2 separate regions of the Homo sapiens genome follow, and region 2 is linked to region 1. A link is a contact called in ENCODE Hi-C data. All regions are on one chromosome and are shown on one strand. The core of a region is the stretch at or near the end of the contact, and the rest is flanking DNA. Distances in the headings are between cores, read along the strand shown.

Region 1 (6,779 bases), core at 3,447-5,946:
ACTTAACTTGAAGCTTCTGTTCTGTCTTCTTTTTTTTTTTTTCCTTACCATGGATAATACAGAGAAAGCCTTTTGTTTCAGACTCGGTGGAAACAACTGGGCCTCTGTGTTGTGTGCAGGTGAGGCAACTGATTTTCTCTAGTTATAAACTTACCCAGTAGCAGGACTCCCGTGGGGTTTTCTTCTAGGGGGAAAGAGATCTCACTACAACAGTGTCGGACCAGTGCTATCATTGTGCTTTAGCAGTATGCAGTTTTTATATTTTAAGGCACTAACATTAATAGATAATTACATTAAGTAGCAGTATTTTTCCTTCTTGTCATTGCTGCTCATTTAAAAAGTCCTATCTTTACTAATAAGTCAGCACTTATCCACTCTCCTTAGGAAATGCTCCAAATTGAATTTCTATTGAGATATTTCCCAAGGACAAGGTTGTCACCTCTACTTCTGAATGTGTGTTAAGGATTAGCATTTGTACAGGACTTTTATCTTTCTTCTGGTGCAGTTTCTCATAATCACCAGGGGTGCAGGTAAAAAGCCCTGGAATCAACATTTACAGGTAGGGGCCAAGGACTTGAATTTTAACCCACCAGCTAAGGTGCTTCTGATGCACACTGAATTTTTAATTTTAAATGTAAGTTTCAATCAATGTCTTCTTCATCCTCTAATCCACTATACTGATTAGTAGATGGGCACAGAAGGTCATTCCCAACAGAGGAACTACCACATGCACACAAAGAGGTATGAAAATGCCTGCTTCTTCTGGGAATGGTATAGTTTGCTCTATTAAAGGCCACCCATGGAAGAGTGGCTGGTGGCAAAGCCAAAAATGATGCACAGCTTATGAAGAGCCTTGCAGGCTTTGCTAAAGATGTTTTAAGTTAGCAAGAAAATTATCAGATTTGGTTTTTGGAAAATGACAGTCTGGCAGAAGTTCTAAAAGGTGTATTCCAGGGGCAGAACAGTAGGAGTGAAGACTAGAATTCAGGAGTTGCAGGATTTTAGTTTAATAGCAGACAAGGTGTGATTTCAATATTGGAAAGAACAGGGATTATAAGGAGGATGGATAACAGAGGAGGAAATTAGAACTATTCAGGAGATAGAAAATCACTGAACTTATTAATGACTTGACTGCATATATAGGTTGAGTGGTGAGGAATCCAGGGTGACTCTCCAGTTTTTACTGGGTTACTGGGTAGCTGGTGGTACCATTGCTGAGTAGGGAATGCAGGAAGATGAGCTTGGTTTGGGGCATGTGGTGTTTGACATGCCTCTGAGACATGTATGTGGGGATAGCCAGCAAGCAGATGAATGTATGCATCTGGAATTAAAATGATTCTGGGGACATAATGCAAAGCATTGCTCTTGCTTGCCATCAACTTTTTACCCAAACTGCTTCACTTAAAATGCAATAGTTGACATTAATTTAGTGAGTCCTTTCTAAGCATCAGGCACTCTGTTGCACACTTTACACACATTATGAGTTATTTTTTTCCTAGGGGAGAAAACTGAAACTTGAAAGGTTAAAATATACCTAGGCCATGCAGCTAGTAAGGGTCAGAGTTGACATTCAAACTTTGGCAGTCTGATCCATCACTCATAATCATTATCCTATGCTACAGTATTCCTCAAAATGTTTAAATCACAACCTATCGTTAAAAGTACACTTTATACCACAAGCTAGTACACATACATACCAATTACACATGGATGCATGTGTATACACACACATACACACACAAGCAAAAGTTTAGCAAAACAGTACTTTTATTAAATGTGAGGCAACCTGCTATTTTCTACTGAAATCTATATATTTTTTTAGATGTTGGTTTCTCCTTACTATTTCACGGCCAGAGTTGGATTGAATTTGACAAACCCTGCTGTATTTTATTCCCCTGGGGAGAATATTTCACTTCAATTCCCAGACTTTGTCATTCCTGCCTTTTGGAAGAGAACACTTAAATGTTGTTGTATGCTTCCCCCTTTTCCTCTAGAGAAGGTATCCAAGGTTAAAAGCTGGGATATTGTGGGATAAGGCCGACCAGGAAACACCTACTTTGGTAGACTGATCAAACCTTGTCTCTAATGTGGCTGACAAAGGTGATTGCAAAATGTCCAAAATCACAACAAAGAATGCAATGCTTAAAATTTGTGCAAAAAAATGATTATTTTGCACAAATGGACTGCAGTGGCCAGTATGGATGGCAGTGGCCAGCAGCACACAGACCTGTGTTTACATTCCAGCTCTGCTACTTATTAACTGTATAATCTTGGGTAGGTTTTCTATTTCGTAGGGATGTGGCAGAAGGACAAAACTGAAATAGTGCCTTAGTTCATTCTATACCTACCACAAGAGTATTTGATATTAAGACTGAAGTAGTGTTAATATCTTTATTAATTTAAGTTATAAAATACAGACCCACAAACTGAGCATTCATCTATAAAAGCAAATTAAAATTTCCATACTATTCAATGATGACCCAATCAATCATTCAGTCATGTATTTAGTCAATCAGCATTAATTTAGAACAAGCTATTACCTACTGGTAATTAAAAAGAGACTTTAAATATTAACTTTACTTACCAGAAGATACAGGTTTTAGAAAAGCCTGGTAGCCAAATGGCACTAAATGTAGTCTCAGGCATGCCATCATTTATTTTGAGGCATTTGGAGGAGAGGTCACTCTGCAGGTCTCTGTGAACATCAACATCGCTTCCTTCAGGGTCGACAATGTCAATCTAGAACAGCAGAGCCACACTTGCAGGAATTCCAGTGACCTTTCCGGAAATCAAGAATGGAAAGGAACAATTTGACAAGGTGCATGTAGCCCCTAAACATATAGATTCTCGAGCTAATCATGTTTATGAAATGAGAAAATATTTTTAAAGATTCTCAAATTCATAAGTGCAAGAATTAGATTCTATCTCAGAAAGGGACAAAGAAAACAACTCAATGTTGATTGTATCAGCTAAGCACTGGAAAGAAGGAAAACTCAAAAGGTTTGAAGTTCCAAGGTTCCATATTTTCTTTTCACTTTCTTTTAATATAAGTCTAATAAAAAATGGGAATGCCATTCAAACAGCATTCCCAATAGCTGAACTTCTAACTTGGAATCCATTGACCTTTGAGTTTCTCTATTAATTTTAGATCTGCATTAGGTCACTATCACCAGTTAAAATTTATCAACCACCTATCCTTAAATTCCAAATAAGTGGTACCCAAACTGTAATTATTAAGGAAAATGAATAGAATGGATTGAGGATAGAGATTAAAGGAGGAGGAATAAACAGGGCAGGAAATTCTAAGGACATTCCTAGGCTGCTGTGCCTCTCAGAAACACCAGGTTCATGAATCGGTTGTTCTCCACAGTACTCAGCATCTGGTAATGGCCTGGTCACAGCTGTGTTTAGTGAGAGCCTCAGATGTTCCAGCCAGTAGCTAGACACATGACACTCAGGGAGCTTGGCTATTATGATCTTCAGTCCCCCACTGAGGACACTGAGAACAGAGAGAGAACTTTAGAAAGTTCCCTGTGATCACATGGCCAGTTGGAGCAGAGACATTATTTGAAGCCAGGAACACCAACTCCAAGGCCTGATCTCCCTTCTCTGTGGCCCACTGCCTCTCATGGGCAAGTTTGGACCTGCACACCTGAGCTCTAGTAAATGTACCACTTGTGCTATTCTGCTGAGCATTGAGTCTGCTGGGCACGAAACCAGCCTACATAATTTGAAATTAATTCTGAAATATGAAAGGGTATAAAGAATACCGGTTCAAATGAAAAGATCATTAGACTGAAACTCAGTGAAGGCAGGGGCTATATATATTTAGTCTCTTAATGTATATCTAATGCCTAGTACAGAGCTGGTACTCAAAACATACTTGTTAAATGAATAATTCATTTAATATGAATGAATTAATGAGCCAACAAGGTGAAATAGAACTCAAAATTCAAGTCTCATTTCTAGAACTTGCTAGAGCCATGATTTTAGGCAAATCATTGAACTCTCTCAGCCTCAACTTTCCTATCTGCAAAATGGGAATGACACTTTGACAGCCTACCACATAGGGCAGTGGTTCTAATGAGTAGCAAAGTTTCAGAACTACTATCATAGCAAATAAAACTGCTTTGTAGACCCTAACAAAGCAGTGAAGTGTAAACAGTTGTTACAAATTCAGTCCAAAATGGCCTCTGGATTTTGGAACTCCTGCTTCTTGGTGTCAAGACAGAGAGGGTGACTGATCGCTGTGATCTCCTGTGCACCACAATGGTCCACTTTCTTCAGGACAAAATGACTTCCTTCCTGGTTCACCTGATAAGGTGGCAGAGTTGAGACTGAAGCCCAGGAGAATGAGGATTTGGTTCATATTAGGGCTGGAACAGGTTAACAGCCATCTGTTGGACACTTGCCCTGTCAGATGAGCTTGTCCTTGGTTGTCTCGTGTCCAGTTCTGGCACCCCGCCCACTTATTCGCACGCACCAGGAATGCATGTACAGTGCCTATTCTGAGACCCTCCCAAAGTGTGTCTGTTTGTTTTCTTCCTTCTGGTCACAGTTCATCTTTTGACCCAGTCCTCCCAAGCTGAGTCCATCAAAGTGCTGTTGTGTTGCTGGAGGAAAGAGGCTACTTCCCTTGTTCTCTGCTGCTCCCCTGCCTGTAACCTTCCTCTGCTATTACTTTGTTGCAGTCCAGCTGACTCAGAGGGCCATTAGGGTGCCAAGAACAGTATTATTTAAATTTTAAATAATAGTCTCTTGGGAAGAGAGGGTCATGAAACATTCAGAATAACACAGGGAATTTTGCCAAGAGAGTGATTCATAATCTTTCCAACTATCCACCTCTGTTCCCTTGTTCGGTCGGGATGGACAAAATCCTAAAGTCACCAAGTATTTCAGGAGCAGATATGAAATTTCTCTTGAAAAGAAATGGAATCTCTTCCACGCTGGTTCTTATCCAACAACTTCGCAAAAACTAATCTTTCAATAGCAAAACAATTGAAATAGCCATTATTCTCAAATGTTGTTGTATGGCATTTACTAGCCACACACCCTTGACATGTCATTGACCCATCTAAGCCTAGATATTTCCTCCTATAAATGGGGATAATAAAACCAGCCTGTCTAGGATCAAATGACGTAAGCCATATGAGAGCATTTTAGAAACAACGAAGCAGTAAAAATATGCAAGATATTATTTATCATTGGCAAAGATATTGGGCAAGGCATATAGACACTTGTGTAATGAATTTTATTTTTATAAAGCACTTGAGTTAATAACATAGAATATAAAAATGAGCTCATTTTTTAAAAAGTTATGATTCCTTTCACTTCCCCTGGAATGGGAAATTCTTCATTTTGGTTAATATGCTGCAGGAGGCACCAACTTAATACCAACACTGTGCCAAGTGAGGTTTTAGGAGCTGTGTGAGGAAAGTAGTGGCAGCCCTAGCATCTAGCAAGGCACCCAGAACAGAAGAGGCCCCCGACATTTGTTGAATGAACAAGTGAATGAATAAACAGGCTGCAGAACTTCCACTCTTCCATGGAGGAAGACAGTGTTTAGGAAAGCAGCCTGAACCTCCAGAAATCTAAGGTTGGGGTTGGCAGTCTTCTCATTCTCATTCAGCAGAGTGCTGTGAGGACCCTAGGAGGTGTGTGCATGTGACTCCAAGGCCCTCCTCAGCTTTGCTTTTCTGATCCCCTATCTGTGCAATCTCTTTGGCAATGATCTGGGTCAAAATGGACTCAGTGCTGTCTGAGTAACCTTGTTTCTCTAAATGATATTGGGTCATTTGCTTGTTTCCTAAAGCACAGTTGTGTCCATTGAAGGTGAAAACAGGCTTTAGAATGGGAACAGGGGAGGGGGAAATCCTGCCCAAAGAGTGATGAGATAAGAAGCTTTCCATCCTGCTTCTACCACAACAGGAATCCAGGGGACTTGGCTGATTATTTGAAAGGAAAGATGGCAGAATTGGGTTTGGAACATAATGAGCTTAACATTCAGGTAAAGAAAAGATGCAGCCTAGCAGTTTCCAAATTTGAATAGAATCAGAGCCAGCTAAGGGAATTTAAAAATACATAGGTTCTCTGATTCCCCAGCATAACTGCCAGTTTCTGGGGATGCTTTCAAGTGCTTTTGATGGTACAACTGCCAGGCTGGGACTCTTGGTCTACCAGGAAGAAGCACATGTGAGCCCTGAATGAAGAAGCACACAGCAAGAAATGTAGCTGAGGGAGGACTTCAGGCTGGGCCCACATTGAGGAGCACCCAATGGTGGTGCAGCAAACCAGAGAGGAGAGAAGGGGCTCTTACCAGTATCTCCAGGAAGGGCACATAAAGGAAGGAAATGGGACCAACAAGTCAGTCAGTACTGCAGGGGACAGTGCAAGAGCTGATCTGCCCTGAGCTTGCTCAGGCAGGCAGCACATGGAAGAAGTGGTCCTCCTGAGCCCCACTCTGAGATTTCAGCTGCAGAAAGCCCCAGGAGGGAAGGGTGAATAGAAGCAGAATGGACAGGAGAGGCTGGGTGCTGGGGATGGACACTGTTCCTCTCTCCACCTTGACCTCCTCTCGCCTCCAAAGGTTTGAAGTGCACTGAGGCAGAGGGGAGGCGGCAGTGCCTGTTACTATCATTAAGATCTGTGTGGCAACTTCTCTTGGCCTCCTCTCTTTAGTTACCTCCTGTCACCTCCTCCAAAAAGCCTTGGTTATCCACCTCCCCCAACCACTTTCCTCTAAGCTTCTCACAGAGAATTAATCATGTCCTCATCTTTGT
Region 2 (7,390 bases), core at 4,253-6,752, 50 kb before region 1:
TCTGTGAAGTCCTTCATGATTGCATCTGATGGACAGACTCCTCTCCTCTTCCGGGCCCCTCTAGCACGGTCCTCTGTTGCCCTCTGGCCTATAGAACAGCATGCATTTGGGTTTGAGAGCAACCTGGATTTGCAGCCAAGACACCCATGAGAGTACCTTCCTCTCCCTCACAACCACCCTTCTCATACCAATCAAGTCTCAATGTCCCTAAGCGTCCTGTCTAGCACCTTTTCATTTCTCTTATTACATTTCTCCTCCATGCCCTTACTTTCCAGCTATTTTAATGTGCTCAGTGGAATGTGGCATTTAACAGCACGGGCTCTAGAACCAGCATTACCTGGGTTCAGATTCTGACTTTGCCTCCCCAGACTGTGGCACCTTGGACCAATTATGTAAGCATGTTGTGCTCAGTTTCCTGATCTACAAAATAGGGTTAATAATAGCACCCCTCATGTGGCTGTATGAGAGTTAATAAATCAAAACACACAAAGCCCAGGAAAGTACCTAGCAAATAGTAAGTGACTAAATGTCAGTCTGTCACTGTGCTTATGTCCTTGGTCACATCTCTCTTGTGGGTCAATGAGCTGCTTGGAGACTGTAATGTGGCCTTGGACTTTACAGAGATGAGTTTCTGTGACCAGAGAATAAGCAACCAAATCCTCAGCCTGGCCACACAATGCTGGATGGTGACTCAGTGGTCATTACTGACATGCATATCGGACTCACAGCAGTTTTCTGTGGGAACCCTCAACATCCTGACTCTGTGTCCCTGGGCACAGGGGCCGTGCAGTGCTCAGGCGGAGAGTGACTAAGTGCTGCCATCCAGCTGTGGTGGCTGACTCATGCATGAGGACTGAAGGATGTGGATTCTGAAAGCCCTTCCTCACCGTTGTGTTTCCTGTCCATATAGCCCTGCCCCAGGGCCTGGGGCTCCCATGGAGGACCAGTGCCCAGGAGAGATTCGTGTGACTGCAGAGCACCTGGGTTGCCCTGAAGGAAACCACTGGCCTTCAGTATCACTCACTGCACCTGGGCCCACCCAAGGTCTCTGGAGTGCAGTTCTGCCCCTGTGGCCTCCTCTGTCCCCTCCTTCACAGCGCAGGCTGTCACACATGTGGCAGGTTCTCCAACATATGGCCAGAGAATCAGTGTATGCAGTACTGGAGGGGCCTGAGGATGATGTCCAGGGCCATTCCTCATTTTGCAGACATAGAGACTAATGTCTGAGGGAGGCAGGGTCTTCAGCAATACAGTCAGGACTAGAATCCTGAGGACTAATTCCCAAGTCCATGTTCTTTTCAGGAAACCCTGCTAAAGTAAAAGAATACAACTTCTTGGCTGTAGTGTGAGGAACAGGCAGAAGCAGGCACAGGGAAGCGAGTCCAAGATACCTGGCTTACAGAGCCTGCTCTACCCCACCCCCCTTGGCCATTTTGTCTCCCTTCTTCACTCCCCTATTTAGGCTCTCGGATCAGGCAGTTCCCCACTACTTCCCCACAAACTGTGAGGCCCCTGTGAAGCTGCTCTCCCAGAGGCCCTCTGCTCAGGCTGCACTCTCTTGCACCCAGCAGCCCTTGAACACATCACTTTTGGAAGTATCCAGTCCACACCACTATGCTGTTGGAGTCAGGCAGGTCAGAGTTGGAATCACAGAAACTATGTGGCCATGGACAAGGTACTTAGCCTCTTTAAGCCTCAGTTTCTTCATCTGTGGTCTTCTTCATATAGGTAAAATAAAATAATTTGGCTGGGCATGGTGGCTCACACCTGTAATCCCAGCCCTTTGGGAGGCTGAGGCAGGAGGATCACCTGAGGTCAGGAGTTCGAGACCAGCCTGGCCAACATGATGAAACCCTCTCTCTCCTAAAAATACAAAAATTAGCCGGTCATGATGGTGGGTGCCTGTAATCCCTCCTATTCAGGAGGCTGAGGCAGGAGAATTGCTTGAACCCGAGAGGCGGAGGTTGCAGTGAGTTGAAATTGTGCCACTACACTCCAGCCTGGATGACAAGAATAAAACTCTATCTCAAAATAATTTATAACTATCAGAACAGTGCCTGGCAGCCCGTAGGCTTCCAATGTGCCATGCCTGTTATTATTATTGCCTGTTATTTTTAAAGCTTCACTCAAATTGTCTTTATTATGCCCATGGTTCCAGATGCATCAGAATTACCTGAGGATTTTTATAAACAAGACAGTCTGATCTATTAGGTCTGAGAAGGAGCTAAGGAATTTTTTTTTTAAGTTCACCAAGGAGATTCTGATATGCGTTTGGATTTGGGAACCACTAAACCCCTTCATTGCCCACGGTTTTCTTATGAGTTTGGCACTAGTTCTCTCACATTCTTGTCACTGCCTATAAGTTACAGGCAGTTTTGCAGGTGGACTGACCTTAGATTTGGAAGATCCCAACTTAGATCTGTAACTTTTCTATCCCTCCTAATGAGCTACATCTCACCAAGACATTAATGTGCAGAGAAGGGGGAGGCAGGAGAGCACAGGGACTGTGACCACTGGGCTTCAGAATTGGAAATCCCTGTGTTCAGTCCAAGTTTTGGAACTCACTGGCTGTAGCTCTTCAGGCCAAGCTCCATGACCACTATTTTGTAACTGCTTGTTAAGAGGGATTTTGTTCAACCTAACATCTGCAATTCGGTACATAGCATCCTTCCCCTAATCCAGCAGTTCCTCCAACCTCCTGTTTCCCAGGGCCTCAGGCCCCAGACCTGGGCTCATCTGTGACTCGGTTGGTCCTCCCATCCTAGTCCTCCCCCATTTATGTCCTTCCTGCCATCCCTGCCGCCTCCATCGGAAATGAGACTTCCACAAACACCATCTAACCACCTGCCCTCCCTCACCCTGCTCCTTTCCAGGTTTCCTCAGGGGCTCCTGATTAGCTGTGGCTCCCTTTCAAACTTTCACTGCCTCCCCACTGCCTGCATACTCTGTGTGGCACTGCACAGGCACTGGCCTCAGCCCTTGAAAGTCCTGACTCGGGTTTCTAATGTTCTACTCACACTTAGTAACATGGTCATTCAATAATAACAACAGCTTCTGAGGAGACGCTGGGTGTTGGTATTCCGAGAAGATGCCAAAGAGTGTGTTGTCTCCAGGCCACAGGCCTGATTTGATCAAATCTGCTTCATCCTTTTGATTTCTCTTGGCATTTGGACTTGTTTGAGGCAAACACTGCAGGAGGTTTGGTTTTTACCTAAAATTATAATGTTGCTTTTGGGCTTGGAAGCTTGCGTGTAAAGCACTTGTGGCTGTTTAAACTCTGCAGCAAAGAAAAGGCCAGGAACACATTCCCGGTGCTCTGTTTCATGGAAACCCAGAGACAGCACAATCCATAACATCATGAAGGATACAGGAGAGGCTCTGGAGACCAAACCCACTCAGGTGTCCAGCTCAGGCCCCCAGATATGTCACTGGAGTTGGAGCCTGCCAAGTCCAGCTGCATTTGGAAAATACTTCAACCAAGCGCTGTCAGTCAGGGCCTCATGACCAGAAATCCATGCTTCTGCTGCTTGCTTTTTCCCTTTATTGATAACAGAGGTAACTCAAACCTTTAGCTCATATGTTATTAGCATGACCTTGAACTCTCTTCTTCAAAAGAACATTTTTGGGGGGATACACTGTATGTAAAATAGATCAAAACAACAAAAGGTTCATCAGGGGATGATGATCTCTATTCAATAGGGGATGTAGATCTCTATTATTGGTGGCAAGTAAATCACTGCAGAACCTCTGAAGTTCCTCCAGGTCTAGAGTTCTGAAACAAGTGCTTGTGTAGGCATTATTCAGACTCAGTTTCCTCTTCTGCATGCTTCATACCACCTCATTGTCATGGTGCAGGTATAGCAGAATTAAACCTCAACAGTGCACATTTAGACTGTTATTTACATCCAATTTCAATCACAAGTTCTCAGCCATCTAAGCTGCTAGTGAGGTGCCTGGCAGCAGCGGGTGGGTAGTAGTAAGCCCAGCTAGCAGGGTAAGTTCTGTAAGCTGCCTCATTAGATAAGAATGGCTGCTTTGCTCAAAGCCTCAAATACTCCTGGCTTGTGTCCTCAGGACTACTCTTGAACTCTGGAAACAAACAATGGGACACCAAGACACAGAAGATACCCAAGACAGTAAGAGCTGACTTTAATATTGGAGGACAGTGTAGACTGGCTGATATGTTTTCTCTGAGAGTAAAACTTCAAGTAGTTTTATCTTCATACAGTGTCTCAGGCTCCAAGTGATGAAGGGAGTTGTAACCAGTATAAGTATACTAGTTCCTGGTGGGAGGAAATGTGTCCTTTACCCACGGGGGAGGGGGAGGGTCTAAACCAAAACACATTTAGTTAACCTCCTTTCTTCAGCAAAAGAGATTGTTTCTCTGTTTTTAAGAACGGGTTTTTTAAGTTAAGGGCTTCTTTAAGAAAACAAATAAATGAGTACGAGCCCTGCATCTTTCTCTCGAAATGTGTTTTGAAACCTCACAGACAAAGCCATGCCTCTGGGAATAGTCCAGCTGCTCTGAATGTTATGACGAAGGAATACAAGTTCAGGGACATGAACTCGAGATGCTAGACATTCTCATGACCTGGTGAGAAAGATAGCAGGGCTCCAGTTTCCAGGCCTGGGTTTTCTTTCCCCAAAAGACAAACCATCAGTCAGACCCATTGAATTCACTGTATCACCAGTTAGGTTTTGCAGGAACAAGGGGCACGCATGTAGCTCCCAGGCCTCTCTTTGCAGACCCTGTTTAATTGGAATTGTTAATGCAAGACTGTGAGGAAGAAGAGCGGACTGGTTCTATGCTTTGGGAGAATCAGATGACAAGCACAGCACTTTCTTTATCTTTGATTTTTCCATCCCTTGCTTGTCAATACTAGATTTAGACGTTTCTCTCCATGTAACGTTTCTCCTTCCTCATAGACTTTTCTGTAATGAGGACTATAAAACTGAGGCTCACAGGCCCCATAATTGAGTCAAGGCCTACCCAGTGCAGGAGTTGCAACTGCGGTCTGCATGAATCTAAAGTCTGTATTTCCATTTTCTGACGTGGTTACCTAACCCATTACCTAGAAAGGAGCTGAGTTCCTAGGCAGGTGAACAGAAACATTAAGGGCTTCCAGGTAAGACTGATGTCTAGATCAGAAAATAGACCTTAGTATCAAATAGTCTATGAGGACAGAGCCACTGTAGGACACTGATTCTCAGCTTTGACTGCACTTTACAGTCATTTGAGAAATTTAAAAAAATACTAATGACTGTCTCACCTCCAGAGATTCTGAACAAATCGGTCTAGATTATGGCCTAGGCGTCAGAATTTTTAAAAGCTCCCCAAGTAACACGAATATGCAGCCAAAACTAAGAACAACTGCTTAGGAAAGACAGAAATAGCATCTTAGAAGGGGAAGCTGGAGCTGTTTAAATATCTGCTGCCCCAGGACCAGGGCCCAGAACAGGCTCCAGTGGCTCCCGAAGTATTGGGAGGAGGCTGGAGATGGCGGCAGGCAAGGGAGCTCAGCCAAGGCTGGCAGCCACACACCACACTGACTGTTATTCACAGAGCGAGCCAAAGGATTGACTCCTACATACTGGCATGTAATTATTTTATGAACTTAAATCTTAACTCTCCAGATAGATTATAAGTTCTCTCAGTTTGAGATGCCAGCACCCAAAAGATGTCTACCATCTTCCCCATTGAATCATCTGCACCAGAGGGCAGGACCTGTTGCTGTTCTTTGCTGTCTCTCAGGCTGCGTAGCACAGTACCGCACACATGGTGACTGGACATGGAGGGTGGGGGGACTTTAGCTGGAAGCATAGACATCCTGGAAAGGGTGATATTTTCATCTTAATTGATTCCAGAAGCCATTCTGCTTTCTCATCTGAAACTGGGAATTGCTTATGCGTGGTGTTAACTGAAGCCACCCTTTCCTTGCAAGCCCATAGGCCTCTTGCCCCACATTCAGCTTCCTGTGCTTTTTCTTTGGTACAAGTATGAAGGCTTCTGCTGGACATTAAATCTGCTAGTGAGATGGCCTTGGCAGAGGAGCCTTAAGGATATTCACTGGGTCCTGAGGGTTATGATTTTGAGGTTGATACTGAATCCTTCAGAGTAAGGAGAGTGGGCAGACTTCACAAATCAGCAGAAAAGCTGCCAAGACTGTGCTTGCCAATTGGTTGTGTACATGATTCTCAGAATCTTGGTAATTTTATTGTGTGTCTGATTGAAAAATTATATTCACAGTCTTGGGCAAAACAAGAATAAAGAAATAATACACTTAATATTTGTATGCATATGGGTAGAAAGACTTTCACTATTTGAAAAAGCCAACTTTGAAAAGCCAAAGTTGAAAACCATAAAGGGCAAGCAAATTTGGTTGCAATTTTGTCGGAAATCCAGCAACAGTCCTTATACCCATGGTACAGAAAGGAGATAAAAATGAGAAATTGAGATTTGTTAAGCATCTATTAGATTTATACAAGTTGTTTTCTAAATGTTAGATCATTTAATCCTTGCCACACTCTATTTTACCCATAAAGGTATTTTCAAAATACAAATAGGGGCCTATAACCCAACTTTCCAGAGCTTTCAGAATAGAAAACCAAATCTCTAACATTGTCTCCAACATCTTGCATGGGCTGGCCCCATACTGCCTGTGTTCTGTCTGCTCTGACCACAGCAGTTCTTAAGTGAGCCTTGTTTCCTTCTACTGCAGGGCATTTATACACCTACTTTCCTCTTTTGGAAAACCCTTCTCCCTCTCTCCACCTCTAAATTCTCCTGTCATCCTTTACCTACTTAGTTCCAACTCTTCCTTCGGATCCCAAGGAAAATATACCAGTTAGGGTCTAGGCAGGAGACAAAAACCACACCATTTATTTGAAACAGAGGGGATATAATATAATGAATGATTAAATAAGTGCAAAGTTGTTGGCTAGGTGACAGAAGAAAAAAGAAAACTCTAAGCTGGGATTGGCAAACTGTGGCCCATGTGCCAAATTCAGTTCATGGCCTATTTGTATGACTGGTGAGCTAAGAATGGTTTTTACCTTTATAAAGCTTGTTAGAAAGAAAATGCAACAAAGTTTTTATGTGGCCCACCAAGTTTGAAATATTTACTATCTGGCCCTTTACAGAAAATGTTTGACAGTCTCTGCTCTAAGGTATCACAGGGGTAGCAACTCTAGGAAGTACCTACCACCTTTAGGTCTACAGGAACAAAAGTTGGAATTATTAAAAGGCAGAAAATTAGAGACGAGGCCAAGAGGTCTGAGACCCAGACTTCTGAGGAGAGGGTGCCAACTGGCTGGTGAAGGTGTCTATGAGACGGGGTGCAATGAGGCTGGTTTTACAAATAGCAGAAAAACTGTTCACTACACTGAGCTG

Evidence for each region. A loop is a pair of places that touch in the nucleus more often than their neighbours do. Pooled maps may share reads with other maps.
Region 2: a loop to region 1 is called in a pooled map of gastrocnemius medialis, with 6 times the contacts of the local background. The contact joins two enhancer-like sites. A Hi-C loop is called at or near these places in 1 of 50 pooled maps.

Annotation. Positions count from the first base shown.
Region 1 is chr11:86,576,173-86,582,951 of GRCh38, reverse strand. The region is part of intron 2 of ME3 (malic enzyme 3); the gene reads left to right. Among named protein-coding and RNA genes, the nearest start is that of ME3, 93 kb to the left of the region's middle. Within about 2 kb of position 4,696, at least 26 of the 41 ENCODE cell types and tissues checked have a DNase peak (open chromatin) inside an H3K27ac peak, as active enhancers do.
Region 2 is chr11:86,626,388-86,633,777 of GRCh38, reverse strand. All of the region lies in intron 2 of ME3 (malic enzyme 3), which reads left to right. Among named protein-coding and RNA genes, the nearest start is that of ME3, 43 kb to the left of the region's middle. Within about 2 kb of position 5,502, at least 8 of the 41 ENCODE cell types and tissues checked have a DNase peak (open chromatin) inside an H3K27ac peak, as active enhancers do.